Regions from separate parts of the Mus musculus genome. Here regions 1 and 3 are each linked to region 2. The links are chromatin loops, found by intact Hi-C in ENCODE. Cell type or tissue: left cerebral cortex. All regions are shown on one strand.

The links. Peaks named below come from ENCODE experiments on the same cell type or tissue, not always from the same donor. Only the 100,000 strongest peaks of a DNase experiment are listed, where the experiment ranks them.
Region 1: a loop joins it to region 2, with 2.4 times the contacts of the local background. A loop is called at or near these places in 4 of 42 quality-filtered maps.
Region 3: a loop joins it to region 2, with 6 times the contacts of the local background. A loop is called at or near these places in 19 of 42 quality-filtered maps.

What each region holds. Positions count from the first base shown.
Region 1 is chr1:78,450,524-78,458,523 of GRCm38, reverse strand. Farsb (phenylalanyl-tRNA synthetase, beta subunit) reads left to right here. Exons shown (of 17, transcript NM_011811.4): 15 at 3,653-3,770. Among named protein-coding and RNA genes, the nearest start is that of Farsb, 34 kb to the left of the region's middle. In left cerebral cortex, a CTCF peak has its summit at 3,643 (motif pointing right); DNase peaks (open chromatin) are centred at 3,660, 6,776 and 7,263.
Region 2 is chr1:78,213,214-78,221,213 of GRCm38, reverse strand. It overlaps Gm2102 (predicted gene 2102), which reads left to right and starts at 2,944. Exons shown (of 2, transcript NM_001378660.1): 1 at 2,944-3,022; 2 at 3,458-6,250. The coding sequence starts at 3,573. The coding sequence ends at 4,625. In left cerebral cortex, a CTCF peak has its summit at 3,787; DNase peaks (open chromatin) are centred at 3,818, 4,301 and 5,191; H3K4me3 peaks cover 1,410 bases.
Region 3 is chr1:78,415,068-78,423,067 of GRCm38, reverse strand. Sgpp2 (sphingosine-1-phosphate phosphatase 2) reads right to left here. Exons shown (of 5, transcript NM_001004173.2): 5 at 2,782-6,193. The coding sequence ends at 5,642. It also overlaps a transcript of Farsb not described here. Among named protein-coding and RNA genes, the nearest start is that of Gm51634, 62 kb to the right of the region's middle. In left cerebral cortex, a CTCF peak has its summit at 3,279 (motif pointing right); a DNase peak (open chromatin) is centred at 3,295.

The sequences.
Region 1 (8,000 bases), 240 kb before region 2:
GGAGCAAGCTCTCCTCACTTGTACCTCAGGGGTGAATCCCTAGAACATTTTAATGGACTTTCCTTAGATAATTTGGAGTTGGTCCCCCTGCCCCTCTGTCTCTCTGTGTATGTATTAGTATTGAACCCAGAGCCGTGTGCTTGGTAAGCAAATGTACTATTAATTATTAACCAGACAGTGCAGTTAGCTTCCTTAAAAATATATAATATTTATTATTATTATTATTTCTGTCTTTGAGATGGTGTCTTTCACTGTAGCCCAGGTTGTCCTGGAACTCATTGTATAGCTCAGGCTGGACTTCCAAGTGCTCACATTTAGCTTACTCTTTTATTATCAGATATTATCTTCATTTACATTTCAAATGTTATCCCCTTTCCTGGTTTGCCCTCCAAAAGCCCCCTCCCCTGCCCCTTCCCCTGCTCACAGCCTAGTCTTTGTTGCTACATCTTGCTGGCTTAGCCACCCTTACCTGTGTTTTTCACGTCATAATTGATATTTACTTAAAACTCCTGCTTCCTCTCTTTCCCATTCATTTGTAGTAGGTGGATTTAAAATGCACTCCGTGTCTCTCCATATGCCATCCTGCCAGTTTCGAACAACTGTTCTTTGTGGCTTTCATTGTCCTCTTGAGTTTATTGGCGGTTTCTTACAGGGTTTAGGAAGACTTAAATGGAATGGTCCTGCACTAGCAATCGTGTTAAATGATTCAGAGTATGGACTAGGATGTTAGCTGTAGACGTCCATTTCAAGTTATAGCAGCTTTGCTAATAGCTGACTGTCTGTCTTCCTATGTATGTGAATTCTGGCTTGCTTTCTTGCGTATGCAGTCCTGCATGTTTGACAAATCTTAGAACCAAAGGATCTGGGATTAGGAAGGTGACACTAGAGAACTGCGATAGTCTCTATGGGACTTGATTCTCATGTGTGTAAAAGGTAGATGCATGCTGGGTTAGTTTTAGAAAATCCTCCAGGACCTGGAAAAGTTTACCCTTAAAAATTCTGAGTTTTATTTATAGAACGACCTACTGTAGCAAAAGAGTTACACTGATATTTACTCATAGCACTATTCATTGAATAGGAGTGGACTTTTACTTGTTGATGCTAAACGCATCCCTCTACCCCAGTTTCATTTATCAAGTGTGACACAAACTTTTTATTTCTCAAGATTTCTATAACTGTTATATTTCTCTGAGTTTGTACGCTGCCTGCTCCACTTTATATAAACTGAGGGCAAGCAGATCAGAAGTGCCTCAGCGGCCGCTGTACATACATGTGGCTTAACATGCTCGAGTACATGCTCGCTGTACATACATGTGGCTTAACATGCTCGAGTCCTTTAGAGTGGGCAGCTTCTGCATTACCCCTGCTTTACCTAACAGAGTGCAGGTTTGTACTTATTTATGGTTAAGTTAAATGGAAAGTGGCTTATAATTTGGGTACAAGCATGTTCTTTTTCTGTGTAATTCTTAACTTTGTGTTCTTCTCTGACAATGGATGTTTTATAGAATGGGCAGGAGAAGAAAAATACTATATGCAAGTAAAAGCATGTAAATTTTTATTGCAATTATTACAAACAAGATTATGTAGTATTCTCACTTGTCCCCAGGTTAACAGTAATATTAGTAGGTCTTCAAATGGCTGTCACTGTGTAAGACTTCCTAGCTGTCTCTTTTCAGTTGGGATTCCCTTGAGGTTGTACATTAGAGTTGACTGATTGCTCCAGCGTAGTCTGTAGGTTATTAGTCCATCATTCGCTCCACACCTTGTCATCTTTCTGACGCAATTCCTTTCTTTAACTTTGTTTAAAAATATGGGCCCTTTGTTCTGCAAGCAAAATCCACATTTAGGATTTTGCTGAATATATCCTAGTGCTCGCCTATATTTCTCATAAATTAGAGCTGAAAGTTTGACCAGATTCAGGTTTTAAATTTTTCTGTTGCTGATGAATTTGAACTAAGCAAATAAGAGTTATGTGTATTAAAAACATTGATAAGTGTGGATATTATCACTATACTAAGGAGAATGACAAACTTAGAAACTAGTTTAGAGCTTTTTTGTTTTTGCTTTGGATCTTCAATGAAGAAAATGGCCCCATCAGATTGCAGATTGGCCCGTGGAAAAGCCTATGGTGCTTTCTCTTGACAATTGATAGAGGAAGGCCCAGTTCACCATGGGTGGTGCCACCCCTGGGCTGGTGGTTCTAGGTGCTCTAAAAAGACATGAGCTAGCCCTAAGGAACAAGCTAGTGAGCAGCACTCATCTATGGCTTCTGCTTCAGTTCCTGAGTCTAGGTTCCTGTTCTGCTTGAATTAAAGTGTTGACTTCCCTCAACAATGGGCTGTTAACTGGAACAGTAAAATGAAATAAATGCTTTTCTTCCCAAGTTGCTTTGGTCATAGTGTTTATCACATCAATAGAAACCCTAAGTCACTTAGTTAGTACATCGAGTTAGAGATGTACTTGAGATGCAAGATGGCTCAGTGGATGGTTACTAGCAAGACTCACAACCTGAATTTGATCCCTGGAACCCACATGGTTGATAGGCCAAACAGTAACCTTTAAAAGGCGAAAATGTCTAATTTACGGGGTAAAAAACCCAAGACCCCCAAAACAATATAAGATCACTAAGCTCTATAGTAATATAAGGTATCTTGAAAAGAGATTGTGTTGACTAACATTTATTACAGTGTGTTATTAGTCGTCATAACTGATCTCTTCTGTGCCCAGGGCATACACTGTTATCATAGTTACGGCTGTATGGAGATTGGTTTCCAGTACTGCTAGAGCATCTTGGAACATCCTCTGTAGAAAGGAGGGAACTAGAGGGCAAGAACTAAAAAGCAGATTTAACAGCTAAATACGAAGAAACCACTTTGCTTCTTTGTTTGAGAGATAGTCTTGCTGGCCTGGTACTCACTGTATCTCCCAGACTGATTGTGAGCACGTGACAGTCTTCTTCTTGCCTCAGCTTCCCAAGTGCCTGGGTTCTATGTGGACCCCATGGTGGGCTAGAGACACAGGATCTTGGTGGCCCCTCAGACTATCTTTAAATGATGTTACCCAAGCTAGCCTTGAACTCACAATTTTCACTGTTAGGATCAGAAAACTAGATCGATCAATCTGTCTGTCTGTCTATCTATCTATCTTACAGTTACTATAAATGGATGAGAAAGCAGAGAATAGTAAGTAAAAGTCAATTATAAGGTGGAAAATTCAGGTAAGAGGGATTGAGCAAGCTAGCTCAAAGCATGTAAGAACCAAGTATAGGTTAAATGTGAGCATTTGGGAGTCCAGCCTGGGCTATTTCAATTACTTTGTGAAAGGAGGCAGAATATAAAAATTTGCATATGTGCAACTTTGAAAACCTAGTTTAGTTTTAAAAATTATAATGGAATAGCTAATCTTTAGATAGGAGTAATCATTATATTTGCTTCTCACTGTATAAATTATATTTATTGGTGTTTATTTTGTCAATTTGGAATGGAAAATATTTTCAGTTCTTTTAGTGACCTGGACTTGAGAATTTAAAAATAAAAAGATATCGCCCTTTCCAAAAGTTTTCCTTGAAGTCAGGAAGCTGGCCGGCTTTGTCTCCTTTACTCCTGAGTTTGCCAGTTCTTGAGTCAGTGTGAATTCCCATCTTTTCCTGTAGGTGGCGCGCACTACCCTTCTTCCTGGCCTTCTAAAGACCATTGCAGCAAACCGGAAGATGCCCCTTCCTCTCAAACTGTTTGAAATCTCTGACGTTGTAGTAAAAGATTCTGGCAAAGGTAAGAGTGAGCCACCTCTGATTTGCATACTTAAGCATGTGTTCTACTGTGTGAATTCCAGCTCTGTTTAGAGACGTTAGCATGCTTACTCCTGTACACGCAGACAGGTTTCTTTCTTCCATAGTGCTACCACCCTCCTCAGAGTACTTTAGTGTACATGCGGGTTAGTACATCACTATCAGAGCATCCTTGAGTTGGTAATTCTCAAACTAAGCATGGGTCCCTGAGCTTACCTCAGTACCAGCCTTGGGGGCCGGGGGGAAGGAAGGAAGAATGGAAGGCTCCCAGAGCATTCTGAAACTTTCCTTTCCTGCACCCGGACATTTGTGGCCTGGTACTGCGGTCAGGCTTTGACTGACAACAGTGATTGGGAATAGGTTTCATACGTTTCCCCTTTGAAGTATGGAAGTTCACAGTACTTAGCTTAGTATAGCAGGGTTTTTTGTCTAACACTTGGAATGCATGATCATTCAATAAATATAAATTTAGGAATTTTGGAAACCTGGTTTTCCTGGAAGTGACTCTTTCTAAGACAAGCTCAAGTTCAGTTGTTCGTCTAGACATGTAAGTGCTGTGACCCGCAGTGATCAGTGCCTCAAGTGACCACGTGGCTGGCAGCCTTCCTTTAATTTCATACATCAGCGCTTATGCTTGTGAGCGGTTTTTAACTCCAGGCTGTAGTTTGTAGGATTTTTTTTTTTGAAGTGACAAATCTATACTAAAAACGAGAGAACATTTTTAGTGTCAGCTGTAAAGAGTTGAGGATTTGCTCAGTTTTTCCATTGGTGTAGATACTGGGTGCAGTGTGGCATTGATCTGTGAACGTTGACGCTTTCCTTCCACACTTATCCTCTGACCTTCATATTGTCTTGATCCTCTGTGGTGTGCTCATAATTATAAGTACAGGATTAAGGTAACTGCACGGTTTCGGTACCACATTTGCTGTAGAGTTTGGCTATAGTCGTGGAGCAGTACACTGTTGTGTTTCAGCCCTACAGTGCTTGTACCTGAGCTGGGTTTAATTGTTGTTCTTTAGCTCAGACATCTGCATTTCTGTAGTGCTTTTTCTCATGGGGAGAACTCTGACCCTTTGCTGTGCCCGTCCTAGTTGAAGCTGTCTATTGATTTCTCCATGGTTGTTTCCTTCTGATCCCACTTTATCTTGCATTGGCTTGTACTGCTTCTTTAATATTTTCTATCATATCAATAGCATGTGAAAAATGAAGGGAAGTTAAATTACTCACTGAGGTTACGACTTGAAAACATGTTTCCTTTTGTTGAGATGGAGTATGTTTTCTGTTTAGGTAGGCCTGGATCTTATTTCATAACAAGAACTTTTCTGAGGCGGTATTCTAAATAAGTACATGATGATCCCTCCAAGTCATCTGGCCTACAGGAAAGGGTCTACAGCATCTGTAGGGAGGCAGTAGTGAGTCTGGGTTCTGCAGACTACATCCATAAGGCGTGGGTTTTAGTTATGCTTCTATGGTACACAGTTTATTTGAACTCTGACTGTCTTCTCATCTGTACAATGGGGTAATGACAGCACTTGCTTCATTAGCTGCAGTAAGGATGGAGTGAAACTGCATTTAGAAAGTTTTAGCCACATAGTGAGTGATGACTCCTGTTCTTGTTAGGGTGTTGGCAGTCCTAGGGCCAGATGCTGCTGGCTCGGGTCATGTCCATTTTCTGCTGTAGTGCTTAAAGACCAGGGTGGCCAACAGTGTCACTGTGCTTTGCAGAGACAATGCTCCTTGATTTTTTTATCCTAATCTTTAAGGGACTTAGTGTTGTTAGATTTTCTTCTTTTGTGTTTTTTTCCCCTTTATGAGAAACCTAAACCATACTTTTAAATGTAAGACTTTACTTGTAAAAATCAGTCACCTCCTTGCACTGGGCGATCCCATTGCCACTGTTGCAGTGTAGGCGGGGAGCCTGGGCAGAGGCCTGCCTGCTAAGCACTGTCAGAATGAAAGGGGACCCGGAGAGTCCCGAGGCTACCTTAAGCCCCACAGGCTTGATAGTGAAAGACTGCTCCTTCTCCTCGGGCAGCCGCATGCTTTTTGGTCTTGATACTAAAGCTCACCAGGATGGAAAGATGATGTTCAGACCTAAGTGGATCTGGGTGGTACCAGCTCTGGAAGAAATGCTTTGCTGCATTCTGCCATGGAATACCAAAATTGGATGCAAAGCTACCTGCCCTGGGAGTTCTTGGCATTAATTCTGTCTGAGTCTACAGGGTGAAAACTACACTGGCATAGCAGTAATCAGTCAGTCAATCAATAAATCACAGAGATTTCTCTTTGAGTAATTTACCATTTACAAATTAGAAGTCCTCTCTCTCCTGGCCATATGTTCCTAAATGAAACTTTTTGAAACTACCAAAATAACTGATAGAGGGATTTTCCAATTAATAATGAGATTTCCCAAATCTCTTTAGTGAGCAGTCCCAAAATTATGGGGTTCAAAAAAATGGTGATGTGTGGCAAGCAGGAACCAGGTGGTCTAGTTAACCACAGTGATAGAAAACTAGAAAGGACTGTAAGTCTAAGAGGGCACCTGCCACATCTACATGTAGAGCTGTGTTCAGATTCTCAGCACCCATGTGAGAAACCAAGCCTGGCAGCATGTGCCTGTCTTACCAAGACCAGGGAGGCAGGGGCTGGCAGAACCCTGGGGCTCACTGGCCACCCCGTGTATCCATGTTCCATGTGGAGAGAATGTGCAAAGTACCCTGGGAATGCAGAGAATGGACCTAGGACTGCCAGTAACTCATTCTGTAATGCCGAGAAAATCCTAGCACCCCTGAGCCTCATATGAGTGTCTGTTTGGCAAACATAGCTTCCAAAATGAAGACAAGAATGGAATCTAAATTTCTTTCTTTTCCTGTCTGACCCAAGTTTTTCTGAAAGCAAGCAAAAGACTACTCCCATTTCCCTGCTTGACCTAATCAGACATTTTACTCTAACGAGCACTGCTCTCACTGGCCATCGTGATGAATGAGGCTGTCAGGCTGGCAGTTTTGAAACCAAGTCAGGCACACTTTTCAGGCATTAAGACTTCACTGTAAATCAGGCACGTTTGGCTTGTGTGAGGCTGAGCAGCCACTGCATTTGCTGAGCCTCAAGCTCCGAAGCTGCTGTAACACTTTTAACAATTAGTCATGACTCAGGGGCCTGAGCTGATTTACCCCTTTTGGTGGACAGAGTGGCATGTGTTTTTGGAACAAGAAACTGAGTACAGACTCTGCCCTAGGGTAAGTTTTTAGTTTTGTAGCAGGGAGGGTAGCTGTGGCGAGCATGCAAGGCTGCTGTGAAAGTTACTGGCTGCTTTCAGATGTTAATCGTCATTCACTTCAATGTCAGGAATGACCAAACCGTAAACAAAATATTTTTAAAAGCCAGGAAAACTGCAGGGATGAGCAAAAGGCTGCCTGTCTGGAAAAGCTAGCACAGTTTGCACAATCAGGCCTTCCCACGGTTTAAACACAGTTGAGTCCTGTAGTCACAGTTCCTCCCTCAGTGCTGTGGAAGCTGCCACTATGCCTCGAATCTCACTGAAATGCAAGAAAGCGGATCTCTGGGTCGAGGATGAGCAGGTCTAAAAGGAACAGGAACTTAAGGATGTGGGTGAGCTTGGCTTGCTCTGTAAAGGGGTTGGGGGCTTACGTCATTAGGAGCAGATCAGCATAACCCGCTCATCCAAGGAGCAGCCTCACGTGCATGGTTTCAGACGGTTTGGACTTGGTCACTGCTGTACTAAGTGCACTGGGTTCGAGCTCTCACATAAGCTCTAGACAGCCTCCCTTTCTTCTCGAAGCTCAGCTACTCTGAGCTTTTGACTCCCTCAGACCTTGCTCCATCTTCCAGAGCGGCTCCTGCTTTGAACTCCATTTTCCCTGCCTCCAGGTTACAGAGAAATGGTTCCCAAACACTCACCTTGTCCCAGACGCCTCTGTAAGCGAGAAGACGGTCTGTTTCTTTTTACCCTTCTTAAGTGCATGTGGAAATAAGGAATTTATGTTTTAAGCCTTTAATTGCAAGGTCTGTTTCAGAGTTGTATTTCTTCTTCCTCCCTCCAGCATCATGGCCACCACACACCGTAACGGTTGGTCTTCGTGTGGGTTGTTCCTCAGCATACTATCCGTACACACATGCACACATGCGATGTCAGTGCTTATCTGCCACGGGTTACGGAACATTAAACACGGGCACGCATAAGACTATGGCG
Region 2 (8,000 bases):
GGTGACCCCCGACTATAAAATTAGTTCCTTGCTACTTCATAACCGTAATCCTGCTACTGTTAGGTATCCTAATGTAATTATCTGATATGCAAGATATCTGATATGTGACACCCCCAAAGGGGTTTCGACCCACAGGTTGAGAACAGCTTCCCTAAATCCTTTGTCAAGACAGAGGCTTGTGAAACCAGAATATTCATTATGGGGGCATGGAAGAGACCATGGACAAGAGATTTTTGAGGCCATGGTTGTTTCCCATCTACTTGGTTCCTCAAAAATTAAATAATCCAGCAAATAATAGTATTTGATATGTTCAAGATATGAACAGGATTCTGGTAAACCCAATTCAAAAGCTGGCACGCATATTGAGCTATTTGGTGATGACTTAAGGTCCAGTTCAGCAGTTTTCTTCCCAGGAAAATTCCAGGTCCCAGCATGACCACACTTTTATGTTTACTCTTGCAGACAATATGGCTGGCACTGGGCTTCATGGTTCCTTAGGTCAGGTGCCTGTGGCCTACCAAACACTTTCTGGATGTTACAGACCTTCCTCATTGACCCAAGGAAGTCCTTACACAACACCTTTATGAGTCCTAAGGATGAACATCTCTTCTGAAGATATAAAATAATTGGGATGCTGTGTTCCCATCAAAATGGTATCACAATGGGGGTGGTAGTTTGTGCCTGTGATTCTAATACTTGGGAGGCTGAAACAGGAGGATTGCTGTGTTGGGCACTAGTGAGTTCCAGGCCAGCCTGAGTTATAGTTTGGGATACGTGCCCAAAACAAAACAAACCAAACCCCAAAAACCTATCCAAACATAGTAAATTCTGTCATTGTTAACCAAAGTCCTGTAATTGTTGACAGAAAGTATGGGCCAGTCTTATACCCGTGTCTTTCAAAGATTGTTCCGTACTTTGGGACCTAAATCATCATGAGCTACACAGGAGACATGGTCACAGCCTGATAAATGCCTTGGCAACGCTGTTTGCTTACATTGGATAAGAGCTGGAAGATCTGGTTCAGAGCTCAAGTAAAGCAAATCTGTGGTCTTTGTATCAGCCAGGGATGCTTTGTTTCTGGTGGTGGAGGGGAAGTTTTGATGGTCACAGCTGGAATGCTTCACTATTGACTTCAAATGAGTAATGGCCAAAGACACCACTTCACATTGGTCATCATTGAATGGCACCTGCAGTAAACACTTATCCAGCCCAAAATGTCAGTAGCGCTGGTGTGAGAAAGCCTGGTGTAAGATGAAAATCACGACAGGCTATAGCTGCAAAGCTTATGTGCTTTGCCCAAACACATCTTATGTTCCTATGTCCTAACACACAGGTCTTCGGGGTTCTTACGTGAAGGATTGTGCACCTTCGGCATGATGCTGGCTGGGTGAAGAGGGCTGTACAGATGCAAATTAGCCCTCTTGCTTCTGTGCACCTCCCTGAGACACTCTTTCAAGGTCTGAGCAGTGTGGTAAGCATAGCACACACCTAATCAGAACTTAAAGATCCCGGTGTGAAACTGTGTGAGACACACATGCGAAAAGTAGACACCTGAGGAGCAGAAAGACTTCTAAAGCTCCAGTTAGCTTTGAGTCAGTCTGCAACCTTTCAAAGCCAGGGGATAATCTTTTTGTCCCCTGATCCTGACCTCTCATTACTGTCCCCATCACAGATATCTAAAAGCAATATTGCCCCAAATAATAATTAGAAAACTGGAAACTAGAAAGTTAACATTTTAAAACAAGTTTAACACAAGGCCTTACATTTAAGACATAGTACACTCCCTATTCACATAGAGTAAAAATATACTTATTTTCAAATGCTCCAGGAATGTCATAGTTGTTTAGAATCCCCCCACCCCAGAAACTTATTTTCTTTTGTTTTATGTTTGGAGGCATTCTCATGTACACCTGGCCCCAAACTCCATATGTAGCTGATGATGCTTTGAATCTCTAATCTCCTGCCTCCACCTCCCAAATGCTCGAATTACAGGCTGCTGGGGGTGCCATTGGGGTTGTGTGCCAGCACTCTCCCAAATGACCAATCAAGCTGCATCCCCAGCCTTTTCATCAGGCTCCTGTTGACTCTTCCAGGGTTTCTTTCTGTCCTCTCCCTTTACTGTGCTTCCCAGTCATCATGATTTGGTTTGTTTGTTTCAGCTATTTCCCACGGAAACGTGTGATCTTCAGAGACAGGGTAGAAGTTGCAGTGTTCCTATGGTCAGGAAGAAGGAAGAGGGAAGAGAAGAGAAAAAAATTTTACAAAGCCATCTTTCTCCCCCTTCTTTACCGACTGGGGAGACAAGTGGCCATTTTCCTCCTCACAGGGCAGAGGAGGGGGCACCTGGAGAGACCAGGAAAGGAGAAGTTAAGAATATCTAAATATCACCAAGGCAGGCTGTACCCAAACCCTTCTGTACCTTACTGTACTGAGCTACATCTTGTTGACTTGTCCCTGTGGATTTCTATTCCCTAAACCTTGGCGTTTTCATTAGGTCGAGAGTTTTGTGCTCTCTGCATCCTGATGATTAAAGTTAAAGTGGGCACATGAAGGAGGAGATGGGCGAGGCTAGCAGCTGCGTTGAAACTGGGCTTTTCAGTGTGTGAATTTCCTTGCCAACTACTTTCTCTCCCTCTCTCTGCCTCTGTAACCGCCTGGTACTAGAAACAGCTGCATCTACAGTGGTCATCGCCAGGAAAACAGCTGGACTCTGCTCCCAATCTGTCTTCTCTCCTTAAACTCAGGAAGCAACATTTCCAAGGAAGAAAGGGGAATTATCCAGTTCCCAAATTTCCTCCAAAGGGGGGAAATGCCCTTCTCTGCTTCCACTCTGAGATGAGCCCTGCACCGCCGCCTGGGCCCTGCTAATAAAAGTGCAAAGCGTAAATGGCTTGGGAATTATTGGCTTTCGCCCTTGGACTGAGACATGAGATCACGATTTTCAGTCGGGGAAGGAACCGCCTCTGCCAGGCTGCCGAGGCCGCCGCTTCCCCTCCCTGCGCGGGTCCTGCATTACATCACGGTGAGCACTTGCTGGTAGGGGGGAGAGGAGACTTCTCCTGGGACCTAGCCCCAGACAAGGAAGGAGAAATCAGATAAAAAGGAGGGGTGGGAGGAGTGATGTTGAGGAAGTGGAAAAAGGAAAAAGCAGGTCCCAGTAGCACACCATCTTTAGAGGCTGTGTGTACAGGCAAAACGGAGCAGCCTAAAGCAGCCGCACCCCCTAGTACGTTCCTGCAACACTTCCAAGCCCACCTGAACCCCAATTTTTAAGTCCAACATAAACGGATACAGAAAGTTGTCAGGATACCTAGGTAGAGAGGATTAAGGGTGCCTCAGTCAGGCCCCCTGGACTTGGAAGGACTAAGAGCATCCGCACTGGGGTGGGGTGGGGTGGGGTGGGTGGACCAGAGGGCCGGGCGGGGGCGCAGCAGCCAGCGATTACCTCCCCTGCCAGGCGACAGCAGTCAGAGGGGGGAGGCAGAAGCGCCTCCTCCCCGCCCTGAGCCCGGGCGGCAGCTTAGGGGGAGGACGGTGCCTCACCTAGCCCCCGATGAGGGGCGTATCATGCCATGGCAGCGCCTGCGAACGATAGCGGCGGCAGCACCCAGAGCAGGAGCAGCAGTCCCGGGAGCCGAGACGGAGTTGGGGGTACTGCGGCTGGAGCTCGCGACGACGGGGACACGGGAGTCCGGGACGCTGCTGCGAGCGTCTCCAGCCTCCCTCCGCTCGAGGACTACGAGTGCAAAATCTGCTATAACTACTTCGACGCGGACCGGCGCGCCCCCAAGCTGCTGGCATGCCTGCACACCTTCTGCCAGGAGTGCTTGAGCCAGCTGCAGCTCCGCGCTGCCGCCGCCTCCAGCGCGGTCCCTGAGCGCGCGCCGCGCCCGCCACCCTGGCACGGCCCGCCCGGCGCCATCGCGTGCCCGGTGTGCCGCCACCGCACGCCGCTGCCGGACAGCCGCGTTCACGGCCTGCCCAACAACACCAAGCTCGCTGAGGCCTTCCCGCTGGCTCTGCGCGCCGCACAAGATCCGCTGCCCCAGGACCGCCTCCCGCCGCTGGCCTCCCGCCGCCCCGCGCCCACCGCCGCCCCGCCGCCAATCCCCGCCCCGCAGCCGCCGCAGCCGGCGCCACCACCCGCCGAGGACGCCGCCCCGGGATCTCGGGGCCGCCCTGGTCTCCGCGCCCCGGGCGCCTACGAGAGCTGTCAGAACTGCAAGCGGGCGGCGCTCACCGCCGGCTGCGTGTGCGTGGTCTTCTCATTCCTCTCCATGGTGGTGCTGCTGTTCACCGGTCTCATCTTCGTCAACCACTACGGCGGTGGCGGTGGCGGCGGCGGCAGCGGCAGCGGCGGCGGCGGGGGTGGGGGATCCCCGAGCAGCGGTTCGTCCCCCGGCCCCGCCCCAGCTACCGGATCGCCCTCGCCCTCGCCCGTGGGACCCATCTGCCTGTCCGTGGCTAGCATCTTAGCGCTCTTCTCCGTGGTGGTCACCTGGATCATCTGCTGGCTCAAGTACCGGCCCGAGGGGGCGGCCGCGGGCTCCGCTGGAAGCGGCGGCAGTGGTTCGAGGGCGCGGGCAGCCGCAGCTCTGGGCAGCGCCCGGAGGAGCGATACGTAGGGGAAAGTCACACCCGGCTCCTGGTGCGTCGCCTACTCTCAGCGTCCCCATAGGATCCAGTTTTGGATTCAGTGAGCTGGGGTTTCTCCCCACTTCGTCTGTTACCGCGGACCACTGAATCACTGCGGAGCCTCAGTTTCCCTCCTCTTGGTCTTTCTGTTCCCTATTTCCTTTACCTTCGGTGAGAGGGAAACAGAAGAGAAAGGGATGCTGGTGTGTGGGGGGATCCCGTTTACCCAAACCTCTGCTTTATGCGTCACTCCCACGCTGGCCAAAGTGTGTGACTGTCCCTACCCCATAGCCTGAGGATGTGCAGAAAGCGGATTCCTGGAGCCTAGGACTTGGGCGCTCATTTAGGAGTACCGCGCGCGCGCTTCTCCGCAACAGTTGTGAATGGACTTGAGTCCTCTGAAGGAAAAATGAATAAGATGTAAACTCAAATCTCAGAGATCCCGGGAGGACAGAGACTGATGAACAGTCCGTATCCACGCGCCTAGAGTTGAGCGTCAGGCTAGACCTTGCCCTAGCCGGCGTCTGTGCGGAGCTGGGCAGGTGCTCAGCGGGCATGCGCGTCCAGGGCAGTCTCAGATCTCCCTCAAGCGCGCACTCGCTGGTGATCCGCTGCTTTCCGCCTGGTGGCTGGAGCCAAGCCCAGAAGTCCCATCTCCTGGAGGCTTGCGGTTGTTTTATTCACAGTGTTACTGCCAGGCAATCATTTTCATCTTCTGTAACCGGACTCGACTCAGGGAGCTTAAAGAGCCTGACCTCCCTTCTCTCAAAACTGACTGACTGTTGCCCCCGCCTGGAAGACACTGAAAGCTATTTATTCAGAGTATAAACTATAAGCTTCCCCTTTTCCCGTGACACTCCCCCACCCCCAATTTCACTAAAAATAATTTATTTTTGAATATATAAATCTGGAAGTTTTGCACATTAAGGTCTCCAGAAGTTGTTTTGAGCGGTGTCACTTCTCTCTTACCTCTGACCCAAACACATTTCAAAACAGTAAGCAGAAAATCAAGGTGTGTTAGTAATTCAAGATTTTATACTGTGAAACAATAACTTTCAACTACATGAAAACACATATAATAACGCCCAAAGATAAAATGAAAGTGTTGCTGCCTCTGGTTATCAAGATAATGTACATTTAGAATATTTTGAGTTTAACTTTCTGTTGCCACGGAATCACTGGAATATCCACACTAAATAGGAAAAAAAAATACATGTCGACCTGATTTTGAGACTAAAGGAATGGTTTGTGAGTGTGTACAGCACCTGATGGGATTGCCTTTTTAAAAGAAAAAAACCATGGATCTAAAATGTATTTTGTGTGAAAACAAATGCCTCATTCCACCTTTTGGAAATTGGGAAAAGATGGTTTTCATGCTGTGAAAAGAAAAGTCACTGATGCCCCTGGGGGTGTGCTGTTCTTCCTCGTGTATTATGAAGCCTGCATGATGCCTCTGTATTAACTATCTCCAGTGAAGCATTTATATCTATCACATGAGTGGGCTAATTTATTGGTTATCAAAAGTAGCATGGCTTCGATATTAGGAACCACAATATGGTGTGTTATATGTCTATGCTGTCTTAATAAAAACAGGAAGTGTTTATAGAAAATAAGACATCCTGGGCTTTGGTACATTTTTATCTCCTGATGAAGCTCTTTGCAGAGTCCCCTATTCCTTGGGGACATGTTTCCGTCCAAATTCCCGACTGCAGATTTTGATTGAGCATCGGAGAGAAAAATCACTCACAAATGAGAGTGTAGCTGGTTACGATGGGCATTTTTTGTATTTCTGAGCTTTTTAAAAAAAGACATCTTTTTTTTTTTTTTTTTTATCTGTATGGGTGAGTGTATGTCTGTGCAATGTGTGTTTTCCTGGTGCCTGTGGAGGCCAGAAGGAGGCCTTGGATCCCCTGGAACTGGAGTTACAGACCAAGTGTGAGAAAGCATGGGGGCTGTGACAGTTTACTGGGACTCTAAACCTTGGTCCTCCAATGAGTTTAACCATTGAGACTCATATCTAGCTTCTGAGCTTTAATAAGACCCCCTGAAGAACTCTCCTGAACGCCACCCTAACTGTTTAGTCCCCTTTAACAGGCACAAAACCTAGACTCTGACATCACACTGCTGTTGGTTTCTGTGACCAGTGTCTTGTCCCAAATAAGAGTCATATTTCGGAGGTGAGTTGTGACTTACGTACTCCAAACAACTCGTGCTGCTTTCATATTTACTTTTATGTTTTATTCACCCTTACCTCCTGTGTAGACATTCTGTCTACAATCACTGTGACAAAAATGCATCCACACACGTACATGTGTGTGTGTATGTACATACATGACACATGCACACTGGTAACAGACCTTGGCTTTGTGGGTGTGGCCATTTGTACACAAACATGTGTTTGTCATTTCATTCCCCTCAACTGGCAGCCTACATGTCTGCCTAGAGTTACTTGGAGACCAGCTGGCTTCTTACTTATAGCTCACTTATGATCCACAGAATCGAACCAGCGATGTGGGCTGAACGGTTTCTCATACAGGAGAAGTGCATCTTGGGAGTTGCCTCCTTCACAATAAGAGCCACATTTTGCCCCCCCCCTCCGCATTGCACATGTAAATTTCTTTTGGAAACTGAGTTAGAATTGCTGAAAATCAAATAGATGCCATTTGTAGCTCAGCCCAAAGAGAGATTTTTTTTTTCCACCTTGGCTGACCTTGCTTTGGTTGCTAATTTTTAACTTTCTTACCAGAAGCAGAGGGTTGGTAAAATGAGGTGATAAAAACAAACAAACAAACAAACAAAAAACAACAAGCCGGGCGTGGTGGCACACGCCTTTAATTCCAGCACTTGTGAGGCAGAGGCAGGCAGATTTCTGAGTTCCAGGCCAGCCTAGTCTACAAAGTGAGTTCCAGGACAGCCAGGGCTACAGAGAAACCCTGTCTTGAACCACCCCCCCCCAAAAAAAACAAAACAAAACAAACAAACAAAAAAACAAAACAAAAAAAAACCAAAACATTTGTCTGCTCCTCTTCCATTTTGCAGATTTGATTAAACCATTCACCCAGAATCCTTTGTTACTTTTATACTCATATATATCTTTTATCGACCCTTTCCTTACCTTCACTACAGAGATTGTAATTAGTATAGCAAGAATTCATCTCCACTGTGCAAACCAATATGTATGCCTTTTGTGTTGTTTGTTTTGTTGTTGTCTTTTTTGAGATAGGGTTTCTTTGTCTAGAATCCCTGGCTGTCCTAGACCTTGCCTCTAACTCACAGAAATCCACCTACCTCTGCTTCCTGAGTGCTGGAATCAAAGGTGTGTGCCATCATGCCTGTATTAGATACGTCTTAAACATCTACACTAC
Region 3 (8,000 bases), 200 kb before region 2:
GAGTTCAGATCCTCTGTGTGGCTTTGAATTTCCAGCAGGCAGAAAGAACAGCGATGTGGGCAGCCTGACTCGGTTGAATTAGCATCTCCAGCAATGGGCTGAGAGGAATTGTGTCTGGCCAAGCAAAGTCCTGTGCTGGGTTTTTTTTTTTTTTGGTCTCTCTTATGACTGCTTCAGTGCTCTTAGTCAAGTGTTTTTCTGTTTAAGGAAGCCAGGCTAGGACTGAGGCGTGGTTGTGTGTTAGAAAACCTTTGAAACAGCTCAGTTAGCGAATGTGAGAAGGCAGGGCCCCAGAGAGGAATCAGAGGCCTTCATGCAAATGAGCCCTTTCAGAAGAGTGACAGGAAGGATACAATGTGCCTTTTTGATACCACACTTGGTGGCAAAGGAACTTACATTCCAGAAGCTGCCACTTTCTGTCAAGAAGGAGGACACTATGCTGGCCCTTCAAACAAGCCCTTCCTAAGAGCCAAGGCAAGATGGTTCTGTTAGAGGCAAGTCTGGGTAAACTGCTCACTGGGTTCTGGGCAGATAGGGAGTACACACCTAGACAGAGGTGGGTGGGTCCATCAGAGATCTCAACTGTGAGTTTTGGGATGCTCATTTATAGAAGGAGCACTTGGAGTCACCTGAAGCAGGATAAGCAGACAGGCACCCCACAAATAAACTGCTGTAGGAAGATTGCTGGGGGGGGGGGGCGCGACGACGACAGACTCTGGAGTATATGGGTCACTAGGAAGCCCAGGGCTAGGGTTTGTATAGGGTGTAATGGATGTCATTCATCTTCTAGAACCTTCTACAGCTCTTTATCAGTGTCGAAGTGAGATGAGTTAAGATGGTCTTTGTTTAGTGGGCTCTGCATAATTTGTTCCCTCAGGGCCACCCATATGGTTTCCAGGTGACACAGCAGCAGACCAGAGTCCCCTATCCTCTCTGGGCACATTATGAACTCCTCTTAGGTACATGTATTAAGGCAGCATCAGGTTGCCACCCCCACCCTCAGTGAAGAGAGGACCAGTTGGACTTGTTACCAAAAGGTTTGGCTTTCTTTGAATACCTTCACTGGGAAGAATCTGGCTTTGCCCCACCCCAGGCAATCGTGATGTCACACAGTAAGAGGAGAAAGGAAGGCTAGCAGATGTGTTGAGTGTGGAAAAAGTGGCAGCAGCCGGAACTCCTAGCGCGCCACTGTTGCATTTCTTGTTTGTTTTTGCATGCCACATAGACAGGCGTGGAGAAGGAAGAGGAATGTCTTTGGCTTCATATAGCTCCCTTGTCTCATGTGGCTATGGTTTTTAAAAATTTAACATTCTATGCATGGCCCACATTCATCTCCCGTCTTAGTATGCATGTAAGTATGTGAGTCTGTACTACAGGTGTGCACCACTTCATGGAAACAACGGATGTATAGTAAGACCAAACTAATTTATTAAAGTCTTATGTTTGTGAGGAAGGAAGAATTGCCATATGACTTTGGAACAGCAAAGCATACTGAAAGTTTACAAGACGAGCAGAGCACTGAGCAGATGGCTGACTGGGTTAAGGGGTGACTGTGAAAGCTAGAGGACCTGAACTTGACTTCCCAGAACCCGGGTAAAGGTGGCACATGATGTCATGTGTGTGAGCCCAGTACTAGGAGGCAGAGACAGGAAGATCCAAGGAAGGGGCTTGCTGGTCTGGCAGTCCAGTCAAAATAGTGAGCTTCAGGTTAAGAGGAAGACTTTCTCAAACTTACCGTGGAGAGCAATAGAAGATGTGTGTGTCAGGTGCCCACACCATCATACACACTCATACAAGCAAAATAAACACACGTGGTTTGTAGGAGAACCCTGTCTAAAGTGAAGCGTGCTTGGCTTGGGTCCGTGTAACCTTGTGCTGGAGAAATAGATCCGTTCATGGGGAGACAAGAAACCCTGTCCACAGTGAAAGAGTTTACAAGCGTTGTCTGAGGACTGGATCGGAGAAGCCTAAGGATCGTGGTGTGCACAGGTTCATGTTTTCTAACTAGGGAACCCGGCAGCGGGCAGTTCAGAGGTGCAAGGGTGAAGGTATCCAGGGCACACTGAAACACTTGAATCAGGATGGCAGGAGCCTGTGAGAACACCATACCTATCACCCAGTTCTCACATGGTGACCATGCAGGTTTGTTCTGGCTTTTCCCTGTAAGAGCCCGGGCAGTGCCTCTGTCCAGCTGGTCCCTAGATTCCGAGTATCTTCTTGTACCTTCTCACCCCACTGCCTGGGCAACCTGGTCTCCCCTCCAAGCCTGGCTTCTGCAATGCCCTCTATAAAGACTGCACTTGCTCTTGTTCTCATGTCCAAATTGATACTTGTCCTGCTGCCTCCCATGGCCTGGTCTTTTCCACACAGCCTTGGCGGTTCAGCTCTGACTTAAAATTTTATGAACCTGTGTCTTCACTGACCTGGGAGAACTCCACAGAAAAGGCTAGAGCTTTGACATCCCTTAGGTGCCCAGCGCACGAGTGACAGTATACACAGTTCTTAGTATAAATGTGGCCTCACTTAACCCTGTACATAACTGGGGAATCTAAGAACAATCTTCTTTGAATTGCGAATCAAGGTGCTTAAAGCCAGACAAAGCATCACATACAGTTGGGCAAGCTTGACTGGGGTGGAGGGGGTGCGAGGAGTGTTTAAACACCTCAGCCATTTATCTACGAAAACATTCTAGTTCTCTAAGGCTAACCTGGGTCCCAGACTGAGACCTTGTCTCGAAAAAGAAAAAAAAGGAAGAAAAAAATCCACAGAAACAAAACATTAGATTTTAAAGCATTTAATAATCATACTCAAACAAAAAGATTTTATTTTAAAAAAGAATAAATTTACATACACTGCATAAGCAAGACAGTTGAAAGCTTCCAAAATAGAAACCTGAAACACGTGGTCTGAAATACCACATGCTGTGATTATCCTGGGAAGATGAGTTGTGTATTTCGGCAAGAAAACCCAAGTTACCAGGCACAGTGTCAAGTGGTTTTAGTGGCTATCATGAAAGGTATTAGGTTAAGGGTCTTGCCTATGTCTTTTTCCAGCATAAGGTACAGGTCTGAGCAAAATGGACAGCGGCTTGGAAGGCCGGTTCTACATTGATGACTTGGCCCAGAGTAGTAGCAAGATGAGAAAAGGATGTGTTATTCTTCCTGATTCCCAGAGGAAGCTAAAAGCTTTGGTGTCCGCATAGGACAGGCCTAGACTTAACAGGGACACATTCTGGTGACCAGGCCAGCCCAGTGCAAGAGGGCCTCTGGACTAAGACAAGCTAAGCCAGCAGGGGGCACTCTCTCTCCAGAGAGAAACTGACAAAGTGTTTTGAAAAGAGACCCAAGAGAGACTTTACTAGGATGCCGGTGCTGCTCTGTAAGAAGTGAGTTTGGTGAATTGAGAAGGCTCACCAAAGGCAAAATGTGATCAAGCCATAGCATTTAAAATCAGTACTGTAGGAATCCAAAACTAAACTTGGCATCTACAGTGAATACTTTCTCCCTCCCTTTTCTTGTATCAAGTCCATCCAAGAGTGACCAGTCATGACAAATTCTTAGGACACTGTTTAATGTTGTGTGGCTAATATATTCATCCTCCATCTAAATTATGTAAACACAGCCTCGAATGCATTCACTCAGTTGTCAACTTCCATGTTGTTGGGCCTTAAACTTCCTAATCACCACATCCACCGCTGTGACAATACATACAGCCCTTCTGTTGCAGATACACGTAGAAGAAGCTGAGCCTTTTGTCATTAGGCTTCAGACAAACCAACTAAAATCACCTGTGTGAATATAAGCCAGCATTACAAGCTCTAGTTTGGTAGCTTGGGGGTTGGGGGAGAAACAACAGAAACAGCCATGCACAACTGGAGGCTGGCCTAGGCAAGCACACCTGTAAACCAGGGCTCCAGGCTCCCCAGCCACGGAGCTGAAATACTGTCAGCAAAACCTGGCAAGTGCTAGGCCTTTGCATTCCTGTTCTTAACTATGACGAAGAAGAGAAGAATTGTCAAGTTAAAAATGGGCATTTTGTTAAGAATTATTCTTTTTGTTTGTTTTTCAAGACAGGGTTTCTCTGTGTAGCCCTGGCTGTCCTGAAACTCACTCTGTAGACCAGGCTGGCCTTAAACTCAGAGATCTACCTGCCTCTGATTCTAGGATTAAAACCATGCCCAGTCCAAGAATTATTCTTCAGGAATTAAAACACTACATTCAGTACCAAAGAACATCATTCCAACCATAGACCATGGGACATACTCAAAATCAGAGAAAATTTTGGCTTTGGTGTTTACACTGAATGCAAAAGTTGGAGCCTTAGCTCTTTTGGGGGTCAGAGGGTGATTTGTCCAGTACGAGCATATAGTGAAGCACTGGCTTACTGACACCATCCCTCAAATGACCAATGACTACCACTTACTCGAACCCTTCGGGATGTCATTGCATCTGGTGCTTATTCCGAAGTGCTGAGCCCAGGGAAGGAGGTCTCTGCTGTGGGTGTCCTGCACACCTTCTTAGCTCTAAGGAGATAAGGAGGACCATTCTAGGGCTAACAGGAGCTACAGTTAACCCGCTTATTCTCTCCAAATAGGCTGCAGCTTTTCTTGTGCTAAAATTCTTCAGGTCTAAACATCTTAAAGTTCTTAACTGAAAAATCTTGCCAAGAAAGAGGTAAGAAGGAGTGGGAAGACTGAGAGGGAGTCCCTGATTTTGTCTAGAGGGTGAATAACTGAAGACATTTATACAAAGTAGCCAAGCAATGACGAAAGGTAAAGTCACAGGGATGAGGCAGTGTGTGAGGGCTTCCAGAGGACGAAGCTCATCCATTCTTGTGCTGATTCAGTGTCTTCCAGGCTTATGTGGAAGCTCAAGCAACTGAAGGTGTTGAAGGCGAGGCAGGTGAGGGCAGGAGTCGCAGCGTGTCCTCATTTCCACCTGTGAGGAGCTGGCAGCCCGTCGTGCGTTGCTTACACTAGTGTGGAAACCGAATCACTGGATGCTGTGGACTGTCTGCAAGGCAGATCAGCATCTTGCTTCACTAATAGTTCCTGGAGGAGATGAGTTGGTAAATAAAGCAAGCTCTTCCGGTGGCCTCATGGCTCTGCTACTATCTTCAGTGTCCTCACAGGAAACTTTATTTTAGAATGGTCTCACCACCCACTCAGGGACAGTCCAGTCTGATGACAGCACAAGAAGCCATTCTGTCCAATGAGTTGAGATTTTCCATGGTGCCACCCTTACTCCCAGACCAAACTCCAGTTTGGGGATTGAGACTCGGCATCAGGCAAGGTTGTAACTGAAAAGACTATCCTGCCTTCATAGTACCTCAAGTCTACTGGGTCTCTGGAGCTTGGTGGGGCTTGTAACCATTGCAAACTGGGCCACAATTCCTGTCCACCCAAGACCGTGTCCCAAGTCCATGTAACAGAAAGGGGAGGGGTGATCTTGCAGAGCTCAGCTGTGGTTTGAGCCTGGTGTCCTTACAGGTGAATCCCACAGCAGCCGTATCTATGTTACATCAGCAAAACAAAACTATGACTTAGGGTTTCCTTAAACAGGAGGCATTGAGATTACCTGAATCGACAGCGTTCTCCATTTTGCATCTCGCATTAGCGGACTAGTTCCTAACTGTCTTGGGCTCAGAGCAATCCCAAAAACCTGTGCAACATTGGCACAAAGGTTGTGGCACAGATGCCAACAGATGTGTAGGTAACAAACTTGTAAGGGACTTCAATCTCTAGTCTTCGCCTGGCCTCCTTGTTCCTAGTAACCACCTTGAACCATGAGAATAATACTTGCAGGGAGAGCTTTTGCACCAGTTGGCGAACCAAGAGGATCAACATGATTCCCACCATAAATTTGGTCAGACCTAAAACCAGCATGTCAGTGGTAAGGGGTGGGATGTTCTGAATGACAGGAAGAGATGGGGTGGGCTTGGACACGAGCTGGAAGAAATGGTTGATCCAGAATCCCAGGGTCACTCCAGCCCCAGCAGCCACGATGGTGGTGGTGTCTGCCCTGGTCGGGCTGTAGTAGTCAGACACAGGGTAATTGTAGCACAAGAGGAACGGTACAACTATGACACACACAGGGAAGAGGGGGCTGGCAGAGTCCAGGGAATCGATGAGGGTCCAGGCAGGGTAGGTCAGAGCAATGAGGACTGCAGTGATCAGAACGCCACCCAGGATATCCTGCCAGGAGAGAAAAGAAAAATGCCTGCTTAGCACGGGAAATGCAATCTCTACATGGTTTTACTTTATAGTATGTATGCAAAGGAAGTATAGATCTAAGAATTTAAAGTGAAGATAGGAAATACTATACATAGTCACCATGCTATGGTGTCACATACTCTCTTACAAGAGCACTTCTGTATTTCAAGAAGAAATTTCTGAATTTCTTTCTGAGTGAGTGGTTGATAGTTTCGTTGCCATGTAATCTTATTATATTCCCCTTATGTCACAAAGAATTGTCATAGTCTTTACAGGTGGCACCACCCTTTTTTGGCAGATAGTGTGAAGGCTCTAAACTCTTTACTGAGTTAAAAAACAAAACAAAACAAAAAAAAATCACCCTGAATAGTAAACATTACCAGATGGGTGACCCATTAGGTCCTTCAACCCACTTGGCTAGAGTAAATACCACAGGAGAGATGTGCATTCCTGAAAGTAAAGAAACTGGGCAGTTTACAGCAGAAACACTATCACAATGCACTGTGCTTTCCAGCACTTCAGATACTCTATTATTTACTCAGAAGAAGATGGAAGAATCAAATCATATTGGGGAGAAATGACAACTGGTGTTTCTGTGACTCCTGGTATTTGAATGTTTATAGGAGTTGTATTAATAATCACCCCACACTGGAGACAACCCCAGATTCCTGACAGGATGAAAAGGTAAAAAATTCTGTGGCACAGTCAGGTCCTGGAATACTTTTCAGCAATTAAAAAAAAAAAAAAAAAAAAGCAATGAACTACGGACGCATAGTACAACATGGATAAACCCTCCAGGAAATGCTTCTGACTGGAACACGCCTCCAAGCTCCAAGGGTTACATACTGCCTGGTTCCACTTATATGGCCTTCTCTAAAAGACAAAAACATCAGGGACAGAGAACAGTTATCAGCCATTGCCTAGGGGACTTGGTTTATCCTGTGTGACCAAAAAGGATGTCATGATGCAGTCTAGGGATAATGAGATTATTCCATACTGAGACGGTGATTATAAAAATTTATGTGGGGGGCTGGTGAGATGGCTCAGTGGGTAAGAGCACCTGACTGCTCTTCTGAAGGTCCAGAGTTCAAATCCCAGCAACCACATGGTGGCTCACAACCATCCGTAACAAGATCTGACTCCCTCTTCTGGTGTGTCTGAAGACAGCTACAGTGTACTTACATATAATAATAAATAAATCTTTAAAAAAAAAAAAAAGAATTTTAAATTAAAAAAAAAATTTATGTGTTGTGCTAGACTTCATAAAACTTTGAACGATTACATTATATGGTGTGTGCACATGTGTGCATGTGACAGCGGGCCTGTAGACGTCAAAGGGAGTTGGGTCCTTTCCACCATGTGGTTGCTAGGAATAGCTCAGATCATCAGGTTTGGTGCTAACCAGGCATCTTTTACCCGTTAAGCCATCTTACCAGTCCCAAATTCATAAAGTCTTATGCCAATAACTGTCAATTTTTTAACTAAGAAAATACTTTAAACAAATGAAAATGGAAATGCTTTCAGGCTCTTTTGGTCCCATCTAACACTGCCAAGTGTTAGCTGCTGCATTTTAAGGGACCCCCAGAGACCTAGAGAGGCTCCTAACTTTGAACTCCTACCTTCTTAGACTGTGCTGAGGATCTCCTAGAATCTGTGCCCCACCCAGTCCTCAGACAACATCCTGTTAGCTGGGCATGGTGGTGAATGCATGGTGACGCATGTAGGGAGTCTCAGCATTTGGGAAGTGGAGGCAGGGGGATGGTGAGTTCAAGGCCAGTTTGGGCTCTAT